2 separate regions of the Homo sapiens genome follow, and region 2 is linked to region 1. The links are chromatin contacts, found by Hi-C or POLR2A ChIA-PET in ENCODE. All regions are on one chromosome and are shown on one strand. Each heading gives the region's core, a stretch centred on a gene start or an enhancer-like site at or near the end of the contact. The rest is flanking DNA. Distances are from core to core; before and after follow the strand shown. Region 1 has its middle 39 kb from the start of LINC01010. Region 2 holds the start of LINC01010 (long intergenic non-protein coding RNA 1010).

What was found. A loop is a pair of places that touch in the nucleus more often than their neighbours do. ChIA-PET counts read pairs that join two places held with the same protein, here RNA polymerase II (POLR2A). Pooled maps may share reads with other maps.
Region 2: a map with no recorded cell type shows a loop between it and region 1 (3-fold over the local background). The contact joins the promoter of LINC01010 here to the enhancer-like site in region 1. A Hi-C loop is called at or near these places in 2 of 168 maps with a recorded cell type or tissue (CD14-positive monocyte and mammary epithelial cell), 2 of 37 single-sample maps with no recorded cell type and 7 of 50 pooled maps. POLR2A ChIA-PET finds 5 or more read pairs at or near these places in 11 of 52 experiments (BJ, CD4-positive, alpha-beta memory T cell, CD8-positive, alpha-beta memory T cell and 6 more).

What each region holds. Positions count from the first base shown.
Region 1 is chr6:134,395,823-134,401,141 of GRCh38, forward strand. No RefSeq gene overlaps it. Among named protein-coding and RNA genes, the nearest start is that of LINC01010, 39 kb to the right of the region's middle. Within about 2 kb of position 2,774, at least 2 of the 41 ENCODE cell types and tissues checked have a DNase peak (open chromatin) inside an H3K27ac peak, as active enhancers do; they include CD14-positive monocyte, where a contact is called at or near this core.
Region 2 is chr6:134,435,686-134,441,004 of GRCh38, forward strand. LINC01010 (long intergenic non-protein coding RNA 1010) reads left to right here and starts at 2,031. Exons shown (of 3, transcript NR_038217.1): 1 at 2,031-2,196. All of the region lies in intron 4 of CT69 (cancer/testis associated transcript 69), which reads right to left. RefSeq lists enhancers at 217-1,416, 566-860, 2,018-2,077.

The sequences.
Region 1 (5,319 bases), core at 1,524-4,023:
TTCTCTCTAGTACTAATAAAGAGAACACATGGAAGGTTACAACATCAGCTTAATCCTAAGGCTGGCTTCAGTGGGGGCTATGAGAAGGCTGATGCATTGAATGCCTTCCATTTCTTTCTTTTTCTCACCTTCTCCAACCTCCTCTGTGCCCTGCTCAGACAAACAGCACCTCCTTCCCACTTCCCACCTCTCCTCTGCACTTGGTAGGGTCAGATTTATAAGCAGAAGCAGACCTTGTCACCTTTTCTTTTCTTTCTTTTTCTTTCCTTTCTTCCTTCCTCCCTCCCTCTCCCCCGCTTTCTTTCCTTCCTTCCTTCCCTCCTTCCTTTCTTTCTTTTATTTTCTTTCTTTCTTCTTTCTTTCTTTCTTTCTTTCCTTCTTTCTTTCTTTCTTTTTTTCTTTCTTTCTTTCTTTCCTTTCTTTCCTTTCTTTCTTTCTTTCTTTCTTTCTTTCTTTCTTTCCTTCTTTCTTTCTTTCTTTTTTTCTTTCTTTCTTTCTTTCCTTTCTTTCCTTTCTTTCTTTCTTTCTTTCTTTCTTTCTTTCTTTCTTTCTTTCTTTCTTTCTTTCTTTCTTTCTTTCTTTCTTTCTTTCTTTCTTTCTTTCTTTCTTTCTTTCTTTCTTTCCTTCTTTCCAGGGTCTCTCTGTGTTGCACAGGCCGCAGTGCAGTGGCGCAATCTCAGTTCATTGCAAGCTTCGCCTCACAGGTTCAAGTGATTCTCGTGCCTCAGTCTCCTGAGTAGCTGGGATTACAGGCATGCACCACCACTTCTGGCTCGTTTTTGTATTTTTAGTAGAGATGGGGTTTCAACATGTTGGCCAGACTGGTCTTGACTTTCTGGCCTCAAGTGACCCGCCCGCCTCAGACTCCCAAAGTGCTGGGATTACAGGCATGAGCTGCTGTGCCTGGCCTCTTGTCACCTTTTCTGATTTTTCCTTGGTGGCTCTCTAAGGAGAAGGCCCCAAATGGACTCAAGAGCAGAAAAGACAACCGATTCTAGGGCCACATAGAGACGCTTTAGACAATTAAAACTCCTGGATTGAAGAGTGTTGACACAGAGACACAGATTCCAGCTGCACTGCCCCGCCTCAGCCTTGGGAAATTCTCTGGATGATTATATAGGATTGAGCTGCTCCTTCTGGGGGATCACAGAAAATCCAGATGCAGGTGCATTCAGGCCCAAACTTGTGAGAGAGGCAAATGGTGGCCACCCTCCCCAGGCACTTTAGCCGCTTCTCACTGAGCTTGCCCCAACTTGGCCATGCCGCTGTCTCACGATCCCTCTCCACTCTGCCACTGTCATCCCCCTTGCCCCTCATTTTTCCACACCCATCCTCTCTCATGAAGCTTTTCACATTCTTCCTTCAAAAGCTATTGCTTGTTGTGTGATGTGAGTGAAAATAACTTCTACCACCACAACTCAGTCCTGCAGGCTTTTTGTCACTTACTGAAGCAATTAAAGGCTAATAGCACTTGTTTGTGTTTCCAGAGCAGAGCATAGAAGTGCATATCTGTAGTCCCTAAAGTCAGCTCATGCAGGACAGAGTATTCTGGACACACAGCACGAATCGGAAGAGCTGTGGAATCAGTTTGGGAAAATGTTGAATTGCATATAAGAGGAGGAGATTTAACATCTGCGCATGTTTTCTCTAGTACTATCTGTCTATCTGTCTATCTATCTATCTATCTATCTATCTATCTATCTATCTATCATCTATCTACCTACTTACTTATCTACCTACCTACCTACCTACCTACTTATCTACTTACCTATAAATGAATAATAGCTGCTGGTGGGTAACTGTGGCTCTTTGTTTTCATGTAAAGAGCATATTTCAGAGAAGTGGACTTGTTTCACTTTTTTTTTTTTTTTTTTTTTTTTTTTTTAGGTCCTAAATGTAGCTTCTAGGAGACTTAGTTTAGGGGAAGTAAAGAAAATGATGTTAACTGTGGATCACTGGGCCCTCAGGGCAGATGCCCACCCATCTGGATACCGGAGATAGCACCTGCTCCTAGTTTCATGGCCGATTTTGCCTGCGTCTGCTTCACTGGTTGTACCCATGGGTGGTGACTTCTTCAGAAAGTGATCTCATAACCTGTTTGCACATTGTTTTGGAAGTAAACGTTGCCAGAGATTAAAGTATTAAATGTAATCTTACTTACCCTTCTAGAGGACATTGCGGCAAAAATATTCTTCCAAAGGGATGCCTGATATTACAGATGGATCCAGGTTTTGTAGGGCCTATGTTTATGCAATTTTGTAGAACTTCTTTAATAAAAAGTATATAAAAAGTTGATTTCATAGAAGTAAAAAGTAGTATAGAAGATACCTGAGGCTGGGAAGGGTAAGAGGAAGGAGGATGATGAGAGATTTTTGAAAGGATACAAAGTTACAGCTAGATAGGAGAAACAAGTTCCAGTGTTTTATTTCACTGTAGGATGACTATAATTAGTAATAATATGTAGTGTCAAATGGCTAGGAGGATATCAAATGTTCTCAACACAAAAAATAATAAACGTTTGAGATCTGATCACTAAACATTACATGTACAGCACTATGTACCCCATAAATGTGTACAATCATTATACATCAATTAAGAAATAAAAGAAAAAAGAAAAAGTATTGATACGGTTTGATTCTGTGTCCCCATCTAAATTTCATCTTGAACTGTAGTCCCCTTGTGTCAGGGTAGGGACTTCCTGGGAGGTGACTGGATCATGGGGGCGGTTTCCCACACGCTGGTCTCATGATAGTGAGTGAGTTCTCATGAGATCTGGTGGTTTAAAAATGTTTGGCAGTTGTCGCTTTGCTCTTTTTCTCTCCTGCCACCATGTAAGACGGCCTCACTTCCCCTTTGCCTTTCACCATGACTGTAAATTTCCTGATGCCTCCCCAGCCACGTGGAACTGTGAGTCAATTAAACCACTTTCCTTTATAAATGACCCAGCCTCAGGCAGTTTTTTATTGCAGTGTGAAAATGGACTAAGATAAGTATATAAAAGTCGTTATAAAAGTAAACATTTATTTAGAGTTAGAAAAGAAATCTCAACATATTACAATTTAAAAATATGACAAATACTACAAACATCACAAAATCCAGAAAAACCGTAATATTTATTATTAACTAACGGCTTGATTCACCTCTACAATACTTTCTTACTTACATATTTTGGCAGCATACTTTGATTTTTCTGTTAACGTGTTGGCTTTAAAAAATCATTTTCCATGAAGAAAATAGAAATGTAATTCAATCTTATAGTACGCTTGACTTATATTTATTATTTATTGTTGATAATTGGAAAGAATAAAATATTCAACTCACAGAGATATATATTTTGTTTGTAGTATTGCTAAAGGTTTGTGCTCCACAAAAGAAGAAATTCTGATAACTTCTATTTTACGTGATAACCATTAAGCAAAGAAAAGCAAATGGCCAGGTACAGTGGCTCATACCTGTAATCCCAGTACTTTAGGAGGCGAAGGCAGGAGGATAGCTTGAGCCTAGGAGTATAGCTTGAGCCCAGGAGTTCGAGATCAATCTGGGCAACATAGTGAAACCTCATCTCTATTAAAAAAATACAAAACTTAGATGGGTTTGGTGGTATGTGCCTATGGTCCCAGCTACTCAGGAGGCTGAGGTGGGAGAATTGCCTGGGCCCAGGAAGTTGAGGGAGCAGTGAGCTGAGATCATGCCACTGCACTCCAGCCTAGGTAACAGAGTGAAACCCCATCTCAGAAATAAATAAATAAGAAAAGCAAAGAAATATGTTTCAGTTATTAAATATATGTCATTATCAAGTATGTTCCTAAGAAGAGAGAATTTCCAATTAGACTAGACATCATGAGAACGGGATCTTCCGCTTAATCTTTTTTTTTTTTTTTTTCTTTGAGCTAGGGTTTCTCTCTGTTGTCCAGGCTGGAGTGCAGTGGTGTGATAATAGCTCACTGCAGCCTCAACTTCCCAGGCTCAAGCAATCTTCTCACCTCAACCTCCTGAGTAGCAGGGCCTATAAGGCAGGCACCACTAGACCTGGCTAATTTTTGTATTTTTCTGTAGAGACAGGGCCTCACCTTGTTGCACCACCTGGTCTCAAACTCCTGGGCTCAAATGATCTGCCTGGCTCGGTCTCCCAAAGTGTTGGGATTACGAGCGTGATAGTCAGTAGTCCCTACAGTCAGCTCATGCAGGACACTGTGAGCCACTGTGCCCCGCCTAAAATTTTAAACATCTGATAATCGGGAGAAATTTTCCATGGACTAGCCCTGGCTCCATATGTCTCAAACCTTGTGTGTCCTCCGTGGTTGGTAACCTTGTGGTGCCAAGCACTACTAGGAACATTCGCAGTGAGGCAGCCTCTGGCCCAGCACTTTCATGTCTCAGTGCTGGCTGGGTGGGCCCAGTGGATAGTCAGAGCCTGCCTAGGAGCCACTCCTACACTAGGACAACTGGCATTAACCACGTGGAAGTGATCATGAACTATAGAAACATATACCAGTAAAACCAAATAAATGTGTCCTCAACTAAACTTCCCTTCAGCCGCATCTCAAAAACATATGTAGCTGCTCCAGCTTCACTGAACTACGGAACTCTGATATAGGAAATTTCTACCTGGATTAGATGTAAGAGTTTTAACAAACTATAGCAAAAGTATATTATTACTGCAACTTTTATAAAGCATATAACCATGTGAACACATTGCCAGGGTTTCTCCCAAAGTCTTGGAAGAGACCGATGAAAGTGATGGGCTAGGAAGATTAATCTCTCTCTTTCAAACTCTTTTTTTCTATCCCAGGGCTTCATAAGCCCATAAGGCATTTAAGCACCTGCTTTAGAGGAGGAAGCTGTGTTTTCTTTACTTTTAGAGGATGGGGTCACTAAGCCTAAATGCCACTGGTCCACTTGGGGGCAGTTATCCAATTCTGATCTGACCCCAATTATTGCTTTTTACTCTATCATGACTAACTAGGAAATTAGCCTAACAATTCTCATGAAAACGAGTGATTGTGCTTTTCCTGTCCTTTTAATACCCAACTTAGTTTTAAAAGAATATTTTGATGCTTAATTTAGAAAAAAATAACAGTAATATCAGAATATTCACCATGTAACAAGGGCTTATTGGATAAAACAGATTTTACATATTACTGTGTTTAATCCGCACTCTGCTGTCAAGGAGGCAGGTGGTCATATAGCTGTCTCACCAAATGCAGCAACTGGTTAAGAAAGGTTAAACATCTTGCCCAAGATCACAAACTTGTAAATGGGAGAACTGGTTTTGAAACCTGATCTGTTTGTCCCTAACATCCGTGTTCTTTTATTCTA
Region 2 (5,319 bases), core at 781-3,280, 39 kb after region 1:
TTAAGCAAATCAATCAATCGATCAACAGTGCGCTGTTGGACTATAACTCAAAGCTTAAGATAAATATCCACATGCCCATACTGATGAAAATAAGTGATTAAAGAACTGAACAAATAGGAGAGAGTAGACAAATCCTCAGTGCAGAAGAATTCCAAATGATTTTTGTAAACCTAATTTTTATACCTATAATTTTCATTTCAATGTCATAGAAAACTAAGTGAATTACTATGAATACTATATTTGTAGAGGAAAGACTAAGGGATGGTAAGGCTGCAGAGCATCCTGTAATTAAAATGAGAAAACCGAAAGTCAAACAAAGTCATCAGTGGGCAGATTTTTATATACTTCAGCCTTAGGTTTCCTTGGTAATAACCCTATCTGGCAACTACTACTTATTCCTACATAGATCTTAAGAACACAGCTCTCTGGAGTCTCCTCATACCTATTTGAATAACGAGGTGTATGTGTCCTCATACAAGAGCACATTCACTTCCACCTATGCACACCCTCGAGAAGAGAAAGGAATGGAATATTTTTGTTTTTATTTGTAGCTAAAACAAGATTTCACTGTTTACTAGTTTCTAAATACCAAAACAATGATGGGATTCTGTCATCTTCCTGGTCACTTACTGCTCATCGCTCACTGTGTGGGGAGTGCAATGAGTCAGTGGCAAATGCTCTGCAGACACGCCCCTTGTTCATCTGAAACGCACAAAGGAGGGGTGGGCTGTGTGACTAAGCCTGTGTGTGGATTCTTACAGTAAGTTATGTTTCTGAGAAACAGGCACTAACAATAGCTCATTTAAAAAACAAAACACAACGAAATAAGCACCATTACAATTGGTGAAAAACATGTTTAATCTTTTGCCTAAGAAAGTTTTGATAGCCCAACATAATTGAAATGGTGGCTATGCATCGTTCCACCCTAGTTACTCTTAACGGCATGTTTTGAGTCACCAAACGTGCGTCCTGCTCAGCCTTGCCCAGGCAACTGTGAACGACAGCCCTTTCCAGAGGACCTCAGAATGACAGGGGCATGTCACAGCACCTTCCTTTCTTCCAAGAAATGCCAGGTCACAGGGGGTGTTCACTTATTCTCAAGTGACATTCTTGTCCTTAAAATATTTTTTTCCTCCATTATGGTTGTGACAATTGTTAGCATAAATATTAGCCTGAAAGAAGGACAATTCTTATGAAGCCCAAATTGGGTTTAAGTTATAAGTAACAGTTGTGTTTTTAAAAAATAACTCATCCTCATCATACAACCAGATAAAGTAGAAATCAATTGTCATATAAGATATACAAAATTTGGGTATAAATAAAAAGATAACAACTGGATTAAAATGATCCTTTGCCATATTTTACTCTCTTGGAAGTGAACTCTGAGCATACATATAATGATATGCCTAAAAAGTGTCAATGACACAGCTATTTTCAATGAAATTAAGGAAATAAAAGACCCAAAATGCTCATACTTAAGATTTGTTAAACCTTATCCCTGGTCAACATTCTATGCAGATCTGAAACTGAAACTATTGCAAAATGATGCAAGACTGTAAGTACTCTCTGGAGTTTGGGTGCATTATTTTTGTAATTCCTTTTATGTAATGGAACTATTTCTTTTTCCAGGGCCATATAAACACCTGAAGAGAGGACGATGTCAGGTCGACAGATTGTGGAATTTAGATTCAGCACCTAAGCTATTTGAGGTTGACACTCACTGAAATCTTGAGTGTTTGCACCTGCTGTGGAATAAGTCATTGTCCTTGGACACCTTACAAGGTGGAGTTTGTGCACATTTGGGAAGAAGGAGGCGGCTGGCAGAGTGACTTCCTTATCGACCCACTCACCAGCATCTCCATCTCCCTCAGGGGGTGCTGTCCACCCACCGTGTTTTGTTTACATCAGTAGCAAAGACATATGAATCATCTTCCACTTTTTAGCTATGAATGAAGAAGTAACCTCTGACACCCACTAGTGCGACTGGCCCTTACATGCTGGTATATGTCAGACTCTTAGCATCACTCTCATTTCATACTGCTGTTGATGATGTGAATTTTGGAAATATTCTCCCCTATTGGGTCTTTCTCCATGACAGATGATGTCCTTTGGCTTCGGTTTTTTGCCTAAGAACTGTAAGTGGTGCTTGCTAGCCCTACTAAGAATCCTGCCATTGTTGCAAATTTCAGAAAAAAGGTAATGCATTTAAGGAACTTTTCCCTTTGTTACAATTATTTTCTTTCTATATTAAGTAGCTTATAATTAGGATAAAGAGATTACAGAAACAGGGATGGAGAAGGACGGGTTGAGGGGAGGAGAGAGAGTGCTGGAGAGACAATATCATCACTAGGAAAAGACATGAGTAAAAAAATAGCGCAAACAAGAATTATGCTCCTCAAAAAAGAGCTTTCTGGTCACCTTGCAAGGATTCTATAAAAGTTACAGGTTACAATCGAAATAAGTAAAATATTTAGTTAACAAGGAAATGTGCATCGTGCACATAATTACTGAAAGTTATTACCAGTCACTGTGGTAGGAACTGGGGATTAGAGAGAGAACGGATCTGTAGTTCTAGCCTCAAGGAGTTACTGTTTAGCATTAGAGGCAAAATGAAAAAGTACTCATTGTTTCTGCCCATGTTTGCAAAAAGGGGACAAGTTATTGGTCCCCAAAGTAAATGAGATAATGAGAAAAAACTTCAGGGAAAAAACTGAGAATACTATAGCTGATTAACTTACTGTTTAGTTCTCTTAAAAATATCTACCTTCTTATCATTATAATTCTGGAATGAAAATCAGGAGGACTGCCTAGTACTGCCAATTCTGACAGTGATCTGGTAAGACATTTTCAATTATTTCCTCTGTAAATGTTTTAATATCAGATTAGAAATGTGTTTCTACTTTCTAATTTGTAACGTAAGACTTCAAAATCTGTTTGAAAACTACTGTAGAAAGTCTGTGTTGAAGGATAAAATTCCCCGATATTTTAGAATGGACTCTTTGCATTCAATTAATTTATTAGTTAAAGACAGTGATTAATGCATCCTAAAATATTTAGGGATGTAGTCTTTTCTAATTATTTCACTATAGCATAGAAGAATTGCTATTAAGAGTTGGCCAACAGGCCAGGTGCAATGGCTCATGCCTGTAATCCCAGCACTTTGGGAGGCTGAGGCTGGATCACTTGAGCCCAGGAGTTTGAGACCAGCTTGGGCAAAATGGCAAAACTCTGTCTCTGCAAAAATACAAAAATCAGTCAGGCATGGTGGCTTGTGCTTGTAGTCTGAGCTACTCAGAGTTGGGGGCTGAGGTGGGATTCGCCCGGGAGAAACGAATAGAGAGGTCTGGGTATGCAGGGATATAGGGTCAGGTTACCAAGTTAGCTGAGCACATCGGGTCCCCTGTGGATATTGCCACTTCAAAGAGGCTCAAAAGCTCTGAAATTTTATGAAGAATTTTCTCAGGTTTGGCAGATACGAAACTGTTGAACACTGTTAGAGAAAAATGGGGAAAAGTAAACTAAGGCCTATCCAAATTATTATTTTGAATTGCGTAGCTCAAGATGATTTGACCATCACATTAAATTTGTCCAATTAATTTGTCACATTAAATTTGCCAAATTAAAAGTGTATCATGTAGTGACTGATAGTAAACTAAGTACATGAAATTATGGGCATTCAGAAGATTTTTAAAGAACTGATTGGTTTTACTTTGGAACAGTAACAATGCAGTGAGGCATCTTGGGACAAAGATTGGAAGAGGAAGAAAGCCAGAGAATTGAGCCTGACATTTGGGAGCCACTTTTCCCCTTGAACAACAATAATAATGGCCCTTAGGCTTTCTGCGGAAAGGAGGGTGTTTGTTTAAAAAACAAAAAGACAGAGACATATACAGAGACAGAGAAAAAGAAGAAAGGAAAAGCAAAAAGATTCCAGAAATAAAGGGGAAAATATAACCCTTACCATGGAGGAAAATTACAATTCACTTGGATTAACCATAAGAAGATTAAAAAGTCATATATTGACCAATTTTAATGTTTTCTGGAAGAAGAAACACACCTTTTCACACTGTGAGCTGTACAGAAGCCGACTCTGTGGTTTTTGGTGTGTAAAAACATATAGTAATAATAATTATACCACTTTACACCTTTATGGTGTTTTGGGTTTACAGATTCTCCATACAGTTAATCTATTTTGGGTTTACAGATTCTCCATACAGTTAATCTATTTTGATCTTCATACCAAACCTATTCTAAATTGGGGTTTAGAGGAGGTGTGAGGCTGACAAAAAGATGTTCTGCTTTTTGTTCAGGACCTGTGCTCAGGGCTGTGTTCTCATTTTGAGGTTGGATTTTGTACACTCACATTTTCATTTATCTCTCTAGTGCTCAAGATATTCACAAACTTTTTCACTGTCAGGGATGCATAAAAGAACAATACTTTATTAGAGCTATATTCTAAGCCAACTGGGTCGTCGTACCTTAGATTCAAAGTTAGATTATGGCTCAAAATGAATCCTTAGCGTATTTCTGGTGTTCAAAAAGAATAGGTTGAAGCCGAGACGGGTGGATCACTTGAGGCCAGGAGTTCGAGACCAACCTGGCCAACATGGCAAAACCCCGTCTCTACTAAAAACACAAAAAATTAGCCAGGCATGGTGGCGTGCGCCTGTAAATCCAGCTACCTGAGAGCCTGAGGCAGAAGAATCGCTTGAACCTGGGAGGTGGAGGCTGCAGTGAGCCGAGATCATGCCATTGCACTCTGACCTGGGTGACAGAGTTGGACTATGTCTCAAAAAAAAAAAAAAAAAAAAAAGAATAGGTTATTTTATATTTCCTGAATTACATGTAGTTGTAATGCCTTGCTCAGGATCTTGCCTATAGTGGCAAAGAAATATTGCTTAAAATCGACTCTTGAATTACACTAGCATTCTGTAGGCACCATATCAAACATCTAGGACAGGGGTCCTCAATCCCCAGGCCGCTGACCGGTACCAGTCTGTGGCCTGTTAGAAACCAAGCCACACAGCAGGAAGTGAGCAGGGGGCAAGCATTACAGCCTGAGCTCCGCCTCTTATCAGATCAGTGGTAGCATTAGCTTCTCAAAGGAGTGCAAACCCTACTGTGAACTGTGCAGGTGAAGGATCTAGCTTGCGCATTCCTCACAAGAATCAATGCCTCATGATCTGAGGTGGAACAGTTTCAACCTGAAATCATCCCCCACATCCCACCCCACCCCAGTCCCATCTGTGGAAAAATTGCCTTCCATGAAACTGGTCCGTGATGCCAAAAAGGTTGGGGACCACTGGTCTAGGACTTACC